Linked DNA regions of Homo sapiens: region 1 is linked to region 2. The links are chromatin loops, found by intact Hi-C in ENCODE. Cell type or tissue: left ventricle myocardium inferior. All regions are shown on one strand.

The links. Peaks named below come from ENCODE experiments on the same cell type or tissue, not always from the same donor. Only the 100,000 strongest peaks of a DNase experiment are listed, where the experiment ranks them.
Region 1: it touches region 2 in a loop (8-fold over the local background); 2 of 110 quality-filtered maps call a loop at or near these places.

What each region holds. Positions count from the first base shown.
Region 1 is chr12:20,640,131-20,645,130 of GRCh38, reverse strand. The region is part of intron 10 of PDE3A (phosphodiesterase 3A); the gene reads right to left. Among named protein-coding and RNA genes, the nearest start is that of SLCO1C1, 53 kb to the left of the region's middle. In left ventricle myocardium inferior, no CTCF peak of the experiment used is centred here; no DNase peak of the experiment used is centred here; H3K27ac peaks cover 3,015 bases.
Region 2 is chr12:20,689,568-20,694,567 of GRCh38, reverse strand. No RefSeq gene overlaps it. Among named protein-coding and RNA genes, the nearest start is that of SLCO1C1, 3.3 kb to the left of the region's middle. In left ventricle myocardium inferior, no CTCF peak of the experiment used is centred here; no DNase peak of the experiment used is centred here.

The sequences.
Region 1 (5,000 bases), 49 kb after region 2:
GATCATTTGAAGTCAGGAGCTCAAGTTCAGCCTGGCCAACATGGTAAAATCCCGTCTATACCAAAAATACAAAAATTAGCCGAGCGTGGTGGTGGGCACCTGTAATCCCAGCTACTCGGGAGGCTGAGGCAGGAGAATCGCTTGAACCCAGGAGGTGGAGGTTGCAGTGAGCTGAGACTGCGCCACTGCACTCCAGCCTGGGTGAAAGAGTAAAACTGTATCCAAAAAAAAAAAAAAAAGAAGGAAGAAGAGGAAGAGGGGGAAGAGGGGGAGGAGGGGGAGGAGGAGGAGGAGGAGGGGAAGGAGGAGGAGGAGGAGGCTCAAATCCTAGCCTCCTGAGGAGAAAATAGCAAAACTTGTATACCTGTGTCAATCGTAAATATGAGTAATAATATTATATGGTACTTGAAAGAGCAATTTCATTAAGATTGACATCTATATCCCTGAGTATAGCCCATCTCCAGTGATATGAGCCCATTACATTTACAAATAATTCACAGGCAAGAGAATTACGATCATATTTTATGTCTGTACTTGGGCTATTTATGAAATTGATCATACTAGAATTTTCTGGATTTGGGACAGGTGTGCTTTTACCTCTGCTATAATATTATCCATGCTAACTTGGGTGAGTTACTTAAAATCCACTTCCTTATCTTAAAAATAAGACAGAGTAAAAAGTCTTATTTATCTTAAAAATACGGGAATAATATTGCCAAATTCATGGTACAATTGTGACAATTACATTAGGAAATATATTTTAAAGGGCCAGATACACGGTGAATTTGTAATTTGTGTAAACATTATTCATGTAAAATAAATTGCTGCTGTAGAACAAGACAGAACTAGTATAGATCACCAGCTTTCTCCCAGAATCAATGCTGGATTTGTAAGAATAAAATAAAATATCTTCTGCCTCCATCGGTAGAAGATAGTAATGACCTGTTATGGTAGGAAAATGGCAGTCTGGGAGTAGGGTTCCACTTTTGGGAGATATGTTGGAAGCCAGCTTCTTAAATTATCTTCTCCTGTTGCAAGCTGGGAAGATTACTATATGCCAGTAGTTACTATTATTGTTGCAAGTCAGAGAAACCTGTGCATGAGCATAGCAGTACGGAGGTGGATGGGGGGCAGTATCACAGTGTTGGCAGAGCCTGTTTGGGGTAAGGAATTGATAACATCTATTCCAGGTGAACTTGCAGCTTTTGAGCTCTAATCCTTTTGAGCTCTAATCCACCCTGTCCCCCACCCCAAGGCCCAGGCCCAGAAAACTTTATAGGTAATGTTTTATTTTAAAAAAACAAAAAAACAAAAAACAAACTTTCAACAAGCAATTAATCCTAAGTAAATAATCTAGTGCCGAAAATACAAGAAGAAAAGCTGCCAAACTCATTTTATGAGGCTGGTACAATCTTGATTTAAAAACGAGGTAAAGACAGTATGTATATTTAAACATGTTCCTTTTGCTTTCGAGTACAGGTTTAAAAGTACTAAATAAAAAAAAAATCACTAACCAAATCCAGCTGCTTATCTAAACATATACATCTAGTTATATGTGTGTATGTGTAGGAGAATAATACTGTCATCAATCACTTAGATTGAAGAATAGAAAACCATCTGTCCTGTTAGCAGTCAGTGACATGTTTATTAATCAAATATTCACTTAGCATGTACTCAGTATTATGCCAAGTGCTGGCATCTCCATTGTTCTTGTCATTAATTCTCTGGTAACCCAACCCAGGAGCAAAGACACCCAGGAAAGAAGCTAGCAAGGTCAATGTAAGTTACTGACAGGTTTCTATGTAATACATAAAAATGCTCAAAGATTCCTCTTCTTCTTCTGGCCAGGGTAGGCAACTGAGAAGGATAAGAAATGCTATCAGAGCTATCCTTATTTTATCCTTATTCTCATCATACTTCTTCCTTCATCTCTGCATTTTGGACAAACCCCTAGCCTTCTCGATGACACCTTCACTCATGTGGCAACCCCCTCGCCCTCTTTAATAACATATAGACGCACATGCATACACTAGCACATGGTACACCCTACCTCTTTCCCAGAGTCCGCCCATCTCCCTCTTCCGTCTTGATACACTTGTTTTCTCAACTTTCTCCTTTTCCCTCAAGCACAGAGTTGAAGTGAGCTGGTATGGAGGGTTGGAGTTGTATGTAAATTCACAGATTTTAAGATCCAAATTTATATATTTTGTATTTAAAATTTTGTCTATGCTCCTATGCACCATAGGGTAAGAAGAAGTAATAAAGAATAGAGGTAACACTTTAAATATTTTTTTTTCTTTTGGAATATAGTTAATACTCTGGTAGTTCTGCCCCTCTAGCATGTACCATGTCACTTCAATATCTAGCTTTAAAATCAGTGGGCACATCATGTACAGCTGAATTGAACTGAACTAAATATAGGTTGAGCAGGACTATTCTCATTGCTGCCATGAAATAGCTACATGATCACAGGTACTTCTGAGGCATTCTCCCCACTTCTCAAACTTAAATCAGAATGAGAGGTGTTAGGGAGAATATGCTTTAGAGAGGAAACTCTTTGAAAATAAAAACTACCTTCAAAAATAACTGGATCGATGAATGAATATGAATGGATTTTTTATTAAGTAAAATGCCCAACTGAAAGGGACTATGAATGACACCAAACATTATTTATCTCCTTATGCAATTGGGTATTCACCATACATTAATTTATCCTAAGTTTGATTGAACAAATACATTTTTATCACATTTATATTATTGAGTTGACCATATTTCTTGTCTTTCTATTGCTACTACCATGAAATTACTTTAATTCTCTGTTTAAATCTAGATTCTTCAATTTTTGTAAGGATTCTAATTACAAATTTAAAAGCTTTCCTACTTACCCTCTTTTCTTGAAAACCGTTAAAGGTACACTTAGAACTATAATAAGAAATTTAGTTTCTAATATTTGCACACATTATCATATTAAAGTTAAACCAACCCCATTTTAACTTTGGTTCCTCTTATGCTTCTTTTCAACTAAGGATTTATTTAGATAGGACCATTAGAAATATAGTCCAAAATAAATATTAAAACAAGTAGGTATACAGCAAATTTTTGTATGTGCTGATTATAACTAATGATAAGTGAAGATTTTAATAAATATTCATATTAATTTACAATCTCAGCACATATGAAATATTATTAGATAAAAGTGATCACAAATGAAGCTAGAGCTTTCCTATGAGAAGATGTAAATAAATTCCCTTTATGGAGACTATCTGGGACTTCTAATAGAACAAGCAGGTTTATTACAACAAGTTCTTTTCACCTGGAATAAAGAACCCACTATTTCAGGGGTAAAAAATATCTATTACTTGTAACATATAAAAATGTAATAAGAAAATATAAAAGTGAATAATAAATCTTAGAATCTGAAAACTTATTTTTGTACTTAAACATTTGCCATCTTTCAACTATGATTTAATGATATACCACCTGTGAAAAAGTTGGTAGTTATGTCTATGGAGTTTAGTATCAATTTGAACTCAGTGGAACTTTGCTATGGCTAATTACATCATTAAAATACATTTGAAAATATAACATGAATTTGGAAATTCAGTCTAGTGATTAGCTGTTCCTTAGTGTTTTTAGTGTCTTCCTTTCTATAAAAGTTTATTTATATAACTCCTTGACCTTCGAGAAATCGTGAACACTTAGGTCAATCACTGGCATCCAACCAGGGTGGGCCCTGGGAAAACTGTATTAAGAAAGCAAGGCTTATCTTGAGATCCTTTCCAACTACCCCTTTTTTCATGTTTCTCTTCCAACTTCCATGGATTTGTCAGCCAGATGTTCCCAGGGGCCCTGGTACTGTTGAGCTCCTCTTTCCCGTACTCCAACTGCCTTACTCTGTCTGTATTTTGGTCCCACATTCTTCAGAAAATCTCACTTGTAGATTCAGTTTTTCATTCTCTTTTTCTATGATACACTAACAGCTGTGTATATTCATTCCAATGTAGCAGGTGGATGGGATTTTGAAAACAATAAATATGCTCATAATAAATCCCTAAGTTGATGTGATACCCCTTCCTGGAAATACTTGTGTTTTATTAGTATTAATTATTTTTTAATGTAATTTCAGCTCTTTACAATTACGAAAAAGTTATGGGACTCTGAAGTCTGAGGTGCATAAGCAAATATAAAAGCTTTTAAAACTTTTAAAAGCTTAAAAGCTAAAATATGATTTAAATAACATATTTCCAAGACATGTTCCGATCAATATATTATGTTTGATTATTTTTCTTTCTATATATTTATTTCCTTCATGTGTTACATGATTTTTGAACATCTCCACAATTTCCCTGTTTCGACCTATAGACACTGTCTCCCAAACCATATATTTCGTAGCACTATAGGACCATTTTACTTATGTGTTATAATCGATGATTCCTGAAATGCTACATAATGAAAATTTAACATCTCCTCTGTGTTCCGATTTCTTGTTGTTATAAATGGGAAACTTATTCCCACAAGACTCAAAGCTTGAATACTTGATTGTGTGTTTTCCTTGGGTCTTTCCATTTACCTGATTTTTTAAGTGTTTCTTATCATTTTTCCATAACCACTTCCATATGTCTTTTCTATTTTATTCATCAGACCATCATCCTCCTGTCCCTCTAAACGCCAGCCAACTTTATCTTACGTGGAGAAAACATATATAGTGACTTAACTCTTCAGATGCCACAACAAAAGTTGAATTTACCCAATAAAAGGGATGGGTTATTAAATGGGCAATAAATTTAGTATTTATTTATTTCCAAAAAATAGCCATATTAAAGTGGACTTATGTCAGACTTACTGTGTGCTAGGCACTAAAATAACCTCTTTAAAATTATAATCTTATTTGATCCTAACAATCATATGAATCAGGTACTATAATTCTCATTTTATGAACTAAGAAATGAGGCATGTAGAGCTTAAGTAAACCCTAGGGTCTCACACAGCTGAAAAGTAAA
Region 2 (5,000 bases):
TTCAAGCACATTTTACTACAAAAGAAAGAAAAGAAAATGCAAGAAAAATGGGTTTATATTAAACCTTGCAATGAAGCAATGGTGTTTTCACACTCTGAAAGGCCAAATATTTTACTTTAACAATCAAACCAGACTTTTCCATCGGAAATAGTGAGCAAACATCCGAATACATTGAGTGTTAGTCTAGACTTCTCAGTGTCTAACAGGTGGCCAGACCACTGTTTTATTCAAGAGGAGACAGTATTTACCAGCCCAAAGGGCATAATTTTCCTCACCAAGAAATGAAATTCTCCCTTGAGAATGTAATTTTGTCTATTCCCAACTGGCTCAGTCTCACTCTCCAACACGATTCCTTTTCTTATTTCCAGAGTCCACAGTTAATGTTACTGTTTTGAATGCACATAATGTTTACACTTATTCAGAGCTTCTTATGTGCAACCTTGCATTGGATTGTAGCCTACTTCAGCCTTTCATTCCCATTTCCAAACTCTAGATGAGGGAGTTAACAAACTTCTATAAAGGGACAAATAAGAAATATTTTAGGTTTTGTAGGACCATGCAATCTCTATCACAACCACTCACCTCTGCCATTCTGGTGGTAAATTAACCACAGACAACATATAAATGAATGCATTTCCTAAGACTGCACTAACAAAGTACTACAAGCTGAGTGACCTAAAACAGAACTTTATTGTCTCACACTTTTGGAGGCCAGAAGTCAAAAATCAAGGTGTCAGCAGAGCCATGCTCCCTCTGAGACCTGTAGGGAAGAATCCTCCTTACCTCTTCCACCTCCTGGTGTTTGCTGACAGCCTGAACTCCTTGTTTTATAGGTGTATCACTCCAACAGCTGCTTCTGTTACCACATGGCCATCTTCTCCCTTTATGTCTCTGTCCTCTGTACTTAAAAAAACGCTAGTCATCTTTGGCTGGGGACCACCCTCATGACCTCATCTTAACTTGATAAGGTCTGCTAAGACTCTCTTTTCAGGAAAGGTGACATTCACAGGTACCGGGGGTTAGGACTTCCTCATATCTTTTTGGGAGACACAATTCAAGCCAGTACACTCATATTTTCATTTTCCTCCTTACTTGAATTTTTTCATGCAATTATTTTAATCACTTCCTTCTGTATACCCTCAATTCTCCTGTTTCTCTTTCAATTTATTGATCTTCCCAGGCAAAGCTCACCTCAGATAAATCCACTTTCTTTCTTCTTAGTATTTGCATCCGCACTGTTTTAAGTGATTGAAGAACAACTCAGTAACATGCCCTTAGGGCTTATTTTATATTTATAACCACTAAACTCACTGAGTCATAGAGGCATTGCTAGACGTAATACTTTTTAATGACCCAATCACTTTACCTCTCTCAAATCTTCATTTCTGGCTGCACCCTGATTATTAGCTGATGATCTTGTCTAGGAAATTCACTAACTAAACAGAAATATCAGGAGAAATATTATACTCTGTCCTCATGACATCTACTCTCTACCCAAATGTACATTGCTATTAGCTGTCTTCCTTCTTGCTCCTACAGTCCATGTTTCTAAGCCCAAACTTTAGTCACATTCCTTGTATATATTTCCTCTCCTCCAGTTCATTTTTCACCAACTCTAATCAGGTTTTGCCTTTACCACTCCAATGCAAATATTTTCATCAAGAACATTAAAGGCATTCACACTAATAAATCCAGTGATCAATATCCAGACCTCATTTTAATTGATGTATTAGCAGAATTGTATGTCATTAATGTGCCCTTCTCTTTGATACATTTTATTCACTTGGTTTCACCACACACCCCTGGTTTTCCTCCTACTTCAGTGGTCATTTGCTCTTAGTCTTCATTGCTAGAATATTCCAAAATTCAGTCTGTGGAATATCTTCTTTGCTGTCTATATTTACTTCCTTAATGACCTTATCTGGTGTCATGGCTTTAAATATAATCTATAATATAAGATCCAATGAGGTTAGGGAATATTTTGTATACCCAAATTTGAGTTGAGTTTTTCAGTCTGGAAAAATGTATACATATATACAGGAGATATGTAGATACAGATATAGATATAGATAGATATAGATATCTACGTGTGTGTGTATTAGCTCTCTCCACTGAAAAGGTCTAGAAACAATGATCAACTAAGTAGTAATAAGTGCAACTAGCACCATAAATAAAAGCACCATGGATCCTTGATATGTGACTAATACCAGGTGTAAAGATATAAGATAGGCCTGGAATATCTTGTCATAAAAAAGAGCTGGGATGCCTTGAAGACTACATTGTGCCAATAGGATTCAGAAGCCAGCCTGAACAGGTTTCTGCTAATCAAATATAGGAAAGTTTGAGCATTGGTAAGAATAATTGTAATGGTTGAAACATATAAAATAGTAATGGTTGAAACATATAAAATCACAAAATTTATGAGTTAAAAACACTATTAAAACATCACATGGTCACTTTGGAGTAATTCTAAACACAACTTAAATATTAATAGATTTAAAACTAGTGGTATTTAGGGAGAAATTGTGTGTTTATCCTAGCTTTTCTATTCCATTCTTTCCTTAGAGTTATTACAGAGTAAAGACAAATTTCTCTTCATAGAATTCCAACTAATAAACAAAAAAGGATGAGAGAATAAGAATATTATAATTTTCTTTTCTTTCTTAGGGTAATTAATATTTATTGAAATGTAATTCAATCTTAAAGTATCCTGAAAGGATTTTGGTAAGGTTTTGAAGTTTTACTGAAATAATACCAGTGCAACCTTGGTTTAGTCCAACAAATAGTCTGAAAATAGAGACTATTCTCCAGAGATGATAAATTTATTTCTAGAACAGATTTAATAAAAACAATATTAAAAATACAAAATCCTTAAACTCATTTGAGTCAAATGCAAAGGTTAAAGAAAAAAATGTAGAAAATATACTAATTTTCAATTGCTTTTAGATTGGTAGAGCTCTAATGGATTTTATTTGCATAGCTTGGTTTTTGTGGCACAGTAGAGAAATTGAGAAAGTAGTTATTGTATAAGGATGATTCCTAACCATTTTGAAAAATTTCTGTTAATATGATCAGTTCAGACCCTCGCTATAAAGTTTTTATAATTCTATATTATAAATAAGTAGATTAATTTCTAGTAGAATTAAGCTATTAGATATTTAATTTTATAATTTTTAATTTTAGATTCAGAGAGTATATGTGCAGATTTTTTACATGGGTATATTGTGAGACACTGAGTTTTGGGGTAAAATGATTCCATCAACTAGATAGTGAGCATGGTACCCAATAGGTAGTTTTTCAGCCCTTGCCTTTCTCCTCCATCTCCCCCTCAAGTAATGTGCCATGTCTATTGTTCCCATTTTTATGTCCATGTGTACCTAATGTTTAGCCTCACTTATAAGTGAGAGTATTATAATTTTCAAACCTCTAATGAATTAATGAATTTAGCGAAAGGTAATCAATGACCAATAATATCACCAAAAATCTCAAGCCATTTTCAACATCCTGATGGAAGTTAAAAGCTTGAAACACCACCTTTGAAATAGTCCTCCTTTTTACTTCCAAAGAAAACTAATCTTATCAAATCTCAGATTAGATTTAAGTACCAGTCCATAAGAAATATAGGGAAGAGAAGAGCAAGTTAAATGACACCACAAAAGATACAATCAGCAAAATTGAAAGTAAAGAATCTATTTAGGACAAATAAGTCAATATTTTTTCCAACCAAAAACCACAAGGAAAAAAGGAGAGGAGGGAGAAATTGTATATTTTAACTTAAGAAATGAACTGACCAATTACAATGTACAGACTTCGTACACCTATTCAAAAAGAAACAAACTATAACAAGAAGACTTCTTTGTAATCTTCTTAGAAGTTTTATAACCTCAGAAATGAGAACACTGTGGATATTTGTTGTATTGAGTAATTTGTGTTAGTTTTTTTTAGGGATGATAATGGTGGTATAATTGTTTTAGAGGTAAATATAGCACTTCTTTTCTTTTTTTTTTTTACAAATCATTTACTAATAGAAGGATATGTTATATTTTCATATAGAAATTCATATATTTCTATATTTCTATATTTTCATATAGAAATTCATATATTCATATAGAATTTCATATATTTTCATATAGAGGAGATGTACTAAATATTGGGAGGTATGTATGGAACAGATTGGCAGTATATTAATTGTTTGAGCTAGGTGATAGGCACCTGGTGTTCACTCTACTATTCTCTCTTGTTTGAATACATTTGAAAATTTTCATATTGAGTTTTAAATAAATGATACAGAGACAGATATACACATATGTAAATAGATTAAAAAGTGTTAGTGGATAAATTCCAAATTTATTTCTATATTTGACTACGAAGCCAATGTTGACATAAAACTTTTGTTTTCCACTATCCATTCCACGTTTTCATTGCCCTCTGTTAGGACTTCTCATGGTGGAACATTTTTACTGATAGGATGACCTGCAAGTTAATTCTTGCAAGGTCAATTTTCTTAGTGGTTCTGTTTTTATTGGGTGACTCCAGTGTCCCACCACACTCACTATGTAACATGGAAGCATTAAGGGCTCCATGCAGAATTCTTTGCATTCCAAACACAATCTTTCTTGCCACTGTTTTGATATCAGAAACCACACTTCAGCCTAGTAAACTGGGATCAATCACTTTCTACCCTGATGGTTCAGTAACATGAGACAACAAAATATACCTAATGTTAAATGACGAGTTAACGGGTGCAGCAAACCAAAATGGCACATGTATACATATGTAACAAACCTGCACGTTGTGCACATGTACCCTAAAACTTAAAGTATAAAAAAATATCCAAATAGTAGCCTTGGCTCCAGGGTAATGGAACCACTGTGTATTCTGGTGAAAGTATCCCTTACTGGAAATTATTTCATCTGAACAAGTCGAACCAAAAATTTTAGAGATAGAAAGCACCCCCAAAGCCTGCTGAACCACATGGGGTAGAATTTACAGGCTTGGGG